Linked DNA regions of Homo sapiens: region 1 is linked to region 2. The links are chromatin contacts, found by Hi-C or POLR2A ChIA-PET in ENCODE. All regions are on one chromosome and are shown on one strand. Each heading gives the region's core, a stretch centred on a gene start or an enhancer-like site at or near the end of the contact. The rest is flanking DNA. Distances are from core to core; before and after follow the strand shown.

Region 1 (3,459 bases), core at 820-3,319, 260 kb before region 2:
AAAATGAATCAAAGACCTAAGTGTAACAGCAAAAAACTACAAGATTCTTCAAGGAAACATAAGAATAAATCTTTATAACTTTGGGCTAGGCAATGCTTTCTCAGACATGAAACCAAAATCAAGCAACAACAACAAAAATAGATAAATTAAACTTCATCAAAATTAAAAATTTTGGCCTTCAAATGAGACTATCTAGAAAGTGAAGACAATCCACAGGGAGATAATTTTGCAAATCACATAGCTAATAAAGGACTTGTACCCAGAACAAAGAAATCTCACAAGTCAACAATATAAAGGCAAATACCCCAATTTTAAAAGGGCAAAGGGTCTGAACAGGTATTTCTCCAAGAAGATATACAAATGTCAAATAAATACATAGAAAGATGTTCAAGATCATTAGCCAACAGGGAAGTGCAATCAAAATCACAGTAAGATAGCTCTTAATTACCCACTTGGATGGCTATAATCAAAAAGACATATAATAATAAGTGTTTATGAAAATATGAAGAAACTGGAACACTTATACACTGCTGGTGTGAATGCAAAATGGTGCAGTCACTTTTGAAAACAGTCTGGCAGTTCCTCAAGAGGTTAAACATAGAGCTACCATCTGACCCTACAAATCCACTCGTAGGTATACATATACCCAACAGAAGTGAAGACATGTCCACACAAAAACTTGCACATTGTTTGTACCAGCATTATGCACAATCGCCAAAAAGTGGAAACAACTAATGTCCGTCAACTGATGAATGAATAAATTGTGACATTATACATGTAATGGAATATTATTCAAATTTGAAAGAAAGTACTGATATAATGCTCCAATGTGGATAAACCTTGAAAACATTAAGCTAAGTGAAATGAGCCAGACACAAAAGGCTACTTATTGTATTATTATTGTATGAATCTATTTATATGAAATGTCTAGAATATGAAAATTCATAGAGACAGAAAGTAGATTAATGGTTGCCAGACAATGGGGAACAGGAGAATGGGAAGCGACTGCTAACTGGTACAAGCTTTCTTTTTGTGATGATAAATATTTTCTGAAATTAGTGATGGTTGTACAACTTTGTGACTATATTTGTAAAAAGCCACTGAATTGTATACTTTAGAGGGTAAACTGCACGGTATGTAATTGTATCTCAATAAAGCTGTTTTTATTTTTAATCTCATGCAAAAAATTGTCCCACTTTAAAAAAACCTGATCTTAAATAAATTACAAAGTGTTTACTGAATAGTTGTGACACAGTTACTTTTATAAATAAAATCATATTAAAAATGCAATGTGAAGAGTTTCTGCATTTAAAAGAACTCTGCAATGAGCCCTTTATAAAAGTAAAGAATGCTTTTTAAGATAAATACTTGCAAAGATCTTTATTTTTAAGGAACTTTACAAAATGTGTCTTTTTAATGGACACGACTGGATAATGTTAAAGACAGACTTTTTAAATTTTTAACTATTATAGATATATAATGCTGTACTTATTTATGGGGTATATGTGATATTTTCATACAAGCACATAATGTATAAAAATCAAATTAAGGAAATTGAGATATCCATCACCCCAAGCACTTATCATTTCTTTGTGTTAAGAAAATTCCAATTCCACTCTTTATTTTGAAATACACAATAAATTACTGTTAACTATACTCACCCTATTGTGCTGCCAAACACTAGATCTTATTACTTCTACAGCTGATTTTTCAATAAATTTTAAGGCAACCAACCAGTATTTGAATATATAATAAAGTTTTTTTTTTTTAAGGAAAAGATATGTACTAAAAGGGGAGGAAGTTTACTACATTACATGTAATAAAAACATTATATAAATATTTTTCAAAACAAAGAAGTAACTTAAAATAGCTTTCAGAATCTCACATAGTTATGTTCCAGAATTTCTCAGGCTCCTACCTTCAACCTCAGAGAACTGTGAAACACTTTGCCTCAATACTGTACAGCCTCTTTGAAATAAACTGTGGCATTGTTCTCTTGCTATGCAGAACAGTCAGTAAATCAGTCAAGAACATTTATTAAAAACCCACAACGCACAGATGTGCATACTGGACACCTGGGGAGTTATACAGGAAGTAGAAAACATAGTACCTGACCTCAAGGCAGAGACAGTAGAGAAAAGACCAACACAAATCATATAGAAGAGCAATAACATCACATTTCCTTTATTTCACCCTGGAGCAGATGATATGAACACAGAGTACAGATTACCTGGACACTGCTTACTCCAACTTTTCATAAAATGGAAGAGTATGCAGGAGAACAAAGAAATAAAAGCAGGATCAGAGGTGCTATAAGGCGAGGTTTAAAAAAAAGGAAGAAGTGTTACAACCACCTAACAACAAAATAAGAGTTTCAAGTCTTATTTTTCATTACTCCCTGAAACTTGCCAGGCTATAACAGTGGGAGCAATGGGGGCAGAAGTTCCTTCCTTTCAAAATGCACATCAACAGTGCTTTATAATATGACACATACATGAAATCACAGAAATGTTAAATACAAAGTAGATTTTATTTACACGCTTGTGCCTTAGCAGCTGACAATTTTTAGAAGGTATCAGCACCATCTCAGGAAGGCTCACTTACCAGATATGCAGAGTGGACCATATCTCCTACTCCCTAATTACAGAAGGAACACAGCCTGTCCACAGGATACTTGCCTTATTCCTCACCAGTGAAATATTATCATACTATTTTGTCTATCAGTTTCAATAACTGCCAGGAAAACATAGTTTCTAAGAAACAATTCAATACTAATACAACTAATACAATCACTAATCATTAGAGAAATACACATCAAAACCACGAGATACCATCTAACATCAGTCAGAATGGCTATTACTAAAAAGTCAAAAAATAACAAAATGCTGGTGAGGCTGCACAGAAAAGGAAATGCTTACACACTGTTGGTGGGAACATAAACTAGTTCAGCCACTGTGGAAAGCAGTTTGGAGATTTCTCAAAGAACTTAAAATAGAGCTACCATTCAACCCTGCAATCCCATTACTGTGTATATACCCAAAAGAATATAAATCATTCTATGAAAAAAACACATATACTCATATGTTCATTGCAGCACTATTCACAATAGCAAAGACTTGGAATCATCCTAGATGCCCATCAAGAGTGAATCTGATAAAGAAAATGTACATAGGCCAGGCGCAGTGGCTCACACCTGTAATCTCAGCACTTTGTGAGGCTGAGGCAGATGGATCACCTGAGGTGAGGAGTTCGAGACCAGCCTGGTTAACATGGCGAAACCACGTCTCTACTAAACAAAAAAATACAAAAATTGGCTGGGCATGGTGGCGCATGCCTGTAGTCTCAGCTACTTGGGAGGCTAAGGCAGGAGAATTGCTTGAATCCAGGGGGTGGAGGTTGCAGTGAGCCGAGATTGTGCCGCTGCACTCCAGCCTGGGCAACAGAGTAAGACTCCATCTC
Region 2 (3,222 bases), core at 148-2,647:
AAGTAAAAATATCAGATTTTTAAAAACTGAAAATCTCCAAGCACCTGTAATGCTTCATGCTTACTTTCAGAAAAAAACAAAAACAAACAAACAACAAAGACGAAACTCACTTTTTAGAAAGAAAAGCCGGGTGGAAGAGCACTAAGCTGAGAGGCACTGGCTGGTTAGGGGTAAGAGCCGGGACGCTGCAGTTCGGGTCTGGGTCTGGATTCTGGCTTTTCCACACGCTGGCTCTGTGAACACTGCCAAGCTGATTCATCTTTTGTGTCTCAGTTTTGTCATCTATAATATGGGGATAATAACAGTGCCTAGCTTACGGAGCTGTGAGGCTTGAAGGAGCTAATATGCACATATACACGCTCTGTAAGGGCCGCCCCTTATCATTTAAGTACATGCCTGTTTGCCCTTGACGGGGCTGTGTAGCAGAGCGCCCAGCTGGACGAATCTCCCAGCCAGTTGGGGAGCCCCTCTGAGGGTCATTCCTGCGGATGTGGCCGTCGGGAGGACCAGCCCGTTTGCAGACCAAGCTTTTGCTTCCTCTCATCCCTCCTGAGGAAGACCCTGGGAAAGGAATGCTCTTCCTGCGGGCCCTTCCTCAGACACCAGGCAAACGGGTGAAGGTGCAGAGGTCGGCGGTGAGGAGGGGCCCCTGCGGTCTGCCAGGGTGAGGCTGACCTCCAGGGCTGCAGCTGCTCGGGGGGCCTTTGGCCGGGTTGCCCAGGAAGGCAATGAGGGCTCCCAGGCAGCTTACTGTGCGGGGCCGACCCCAGCAGAGGAGCAGGGCCTGGTCAGGGGCTGGAATGGGAGAAAACAGAGGGGCCCTTGGGGAGGAAAGGGCCCCAGGAGGGAGGCAGTAGGGTAAGTAGGGGGCTGTGAGGAGGCGGGGGCAGGAGGCTGTAGGGGAGGTAGGAGACTAAAGGCGGGGGGAGGGGGGCTGAGGAGAAAGAGGGCCTACAAGGAGGGGGAAAGGAGAGGTGGGATGTGGGGAAGAGGAGGAAGGAGGACTGAGGGCAGGGGGTGGGGACACGGAAGGGGTGTAGGAGGAAAGGGGGTGAAGGTGAGATAAAGGGGAGGGGAGGAAGGGAAGGGGGCAGGGAGGGAGCAGAGAGGGGTGGAAGGGGCAGGAGCCCAGGTATGTGGGGCGTGGGCAGGGGGAGGGAGGGGGGAGGTGAGGGAGTGTGGGAGAGGAGTGGATCCGGGAGGACCAGCCCAGGTGTCGGGGGAGCGGGTCGGGGTGGGGGGAGGTGGGGGCCGTAGGGGAGGGAAAGAGAGGAAGAGGGAAGGGGTGTGGGGAGGGGGGAGGGGGCGGAGGGAGGGTGCCCTGCTCTCGCCTCCTCCCGCCCCGGGCCGCCCCGGCCTCTGGGCCCCTCTGGCCGGGCGCCACCCACGCGCCTCCGATGCAGCGTCAGGCAGCCGCTGGGGAGGACGCGGCGGGAGCCTCAGATGCCACCTACTCCCCGGCCTCTCTCCCAGTTGATGCTTCTATTTTAGGCAGCACATTATTTCCTGCTGTGATTTTTTCAGCCTTCTAATTTGGGCTCTGAGGTAAGCCGTGACATCCGCCGCGCGCCCGCAGCCCCCTCCCGGCCCGGCGGCGCGATCCTGCCCGAGCCCCGCGCCCTCCGGCCGCGCCTGCGTCTTCACGGAGCCACTCGGCCAGGCCTGCCCCCCAAACAGGCTCCCGGGAGGAGGGCTTCTCCCCCGTGCAGGGTGAAAGAGTCCAGCACGAGGGATTTCTAGGCAAAGATTTAGAAAAAGTGACGGGGACAGGGATACATTGCACCATGGTGTCCCCGGTCCGGGCAGGGGACTGCAGATGCTTCCATATCGGAGGTTTAACACGTTTTTTTTCTGGACACGGGCCCCTTTGAGAATCTGATGACGGCCTTGCATCCTGTCCCCAGAGTGTCCAGAGCAAGCCCACGGCCCACACAGACACTGGGATTCTGCCTGTAGCTTCAGGCCCTCACCTCCTGACACTCTAGGGGCGCCAGGACCCCAGGCTAAAAGCCCAGCTCCGAGGTCGAATACTGTATCTGCCTGCTCCTGCCAGTCTCATCCCAAACCGACTCACTGCTCCCTACGTCTCGGTCTCCTCTCCCTCTATCGGCCTCTTTACTTTTGTTTGTTTGTTTGTTGTTTTTTGAGACAGAGTCTTGCTCTGTCGTCCAGTCTGGAGTGCAGTGGCGCAATCTCCGCTCACTGCAACCTCCGCCTCCCGGGTTCAAGCGATTCTCCTGCCTCAGCCTCCCGAGTGGCTGGGACTACAGGCCTGCGCCAACACACCCAGCTAATTTTTACATTTTTGGTACAGATGGGATTTCACCATATTGGCCAGGCTGGTCTCAAAACTCCTGACCTCAAGCTATCCGCCCTCCTCAGCCTCCCAAAGTGCTGGGATTACAGGCGTGAGCCAGCCTGCCCCAGCCCCGGCCTCATTACATTTAATCAATTTTAAAACTGTCTTTGTATGGGTAAGGATCTCACCCCCAAGTGGGCAGATAGAGGTCACATTGGTAGCTGGCCTGCTCTTCAGGTCTCTGGCCTAGTTCATTACCTGGGTCCTGCTGGCATCTGGTAGCGAAAGGACACTGCATTTGGATTCCAGGAGACTTGGGTTCCAATTACATACTTAGTAGTTTCATTCCCTTGGCCTCCCTGAGCCCCAACTTCATCTGTGCAATGGGGAATTGTAATAAAGCTTCCCTCACAAGACTAAGTGAGTCAGTGCACAGGGAGGCACCTTTCAAATGCACCTCCCTGTCAAAGGAGAAGGCCTAGTTTACTTTTTTTGAGTAACTCACACTTGTCTGTTGCCCCTCATGGTGGGCAGCATCCAATAAAGTTTTGTGGTCGTTTTTATTTATTTATTTATTTATATTTATTTTGTTTATTTATTTATTTATTTTGAGACCGAAGTCTCACTCTGTTGCCCAGGCTGGAGGGCAGTGGCTTGATCCCGGCTCACTGCAAGCTCCGCCTCCCGGGTCCATGCCATTCTCCTGCCTCAGGCTTTGGAGTAGCTGGGACTACAAGCGCCCGCCACCACGCCTGGCTAATTTTTGTATTTTTAGTAGAAAAACGGGGTTTCACTGTGTTAGCCAGGATGGTCTCGATCTCCTGACTTTGTGATCCACCCACCTCGGCCTCCCAAAGTGCTGGGATTACAGGCGTGAGCCACCGTGCCCGGCCTGTGGTCATTTTTTAAACTAAAGATGGGTA

What was found. Hi-C counts contacts between places; a loop is a spot of excess contacts on that map. ChIA-PET counts read pairs that join two places held with the same protein, here RNA polymerase II (POLR2A).
Region 1: POLR2A ChIA-PET joins it to region 2 with 28 read pairs in BJ. The contact joins the enhancer-like site here to the promoter of LINC01460 in region 2. A Hi-C loop is called at or near these places in 1 of 168 maps with a recorded cell type or tissue (Caco-2). POLR2A ChIA-PET finds 5 or more read pairs at or near these places in 3 of 52 experiments (A673, BJ and MCF 10A).

What each region holds. Positions count from the first base shown.
Region 1 is chr2:27,979,046-27,982,504 of GRCh38, reverse strand. All of the region lies in intron 3 of BABAM2 (BRISC and BRCA1 A complex member 2), which reads right to left. Among named protein-coding and RNA genes, the nearest start is that of MIR4263, 16 kb to the left of the region's middle. Within about 2 kb of position 2,069, at least 2 of the 41 ENCODE cell types and tissues checked have a DNase peak (open chromatin) inside an H3K27ac peak, as active enhancers do.
Region 2 is chr2:27,713,907-27,717,128 of GRCh38, reverse strand. LINC01460 (long intergenic non-protein coding RNA 1460) reads left to right here and starts at 1,397. Exons shown (of 2, transcript NR_135200.1): 1 at 1,397-1,545. It overlaps LOC105374378 (a long non-coding RNA gene), which reads right to left and starts at 1,006. Exons shown (of 3, transcript NR_160725.1): 1 at 397-1,006; 2 at 111-282. RefSeq lists enhancers at 79-592, 593-1,107 and a silencer at 1,301-1,710.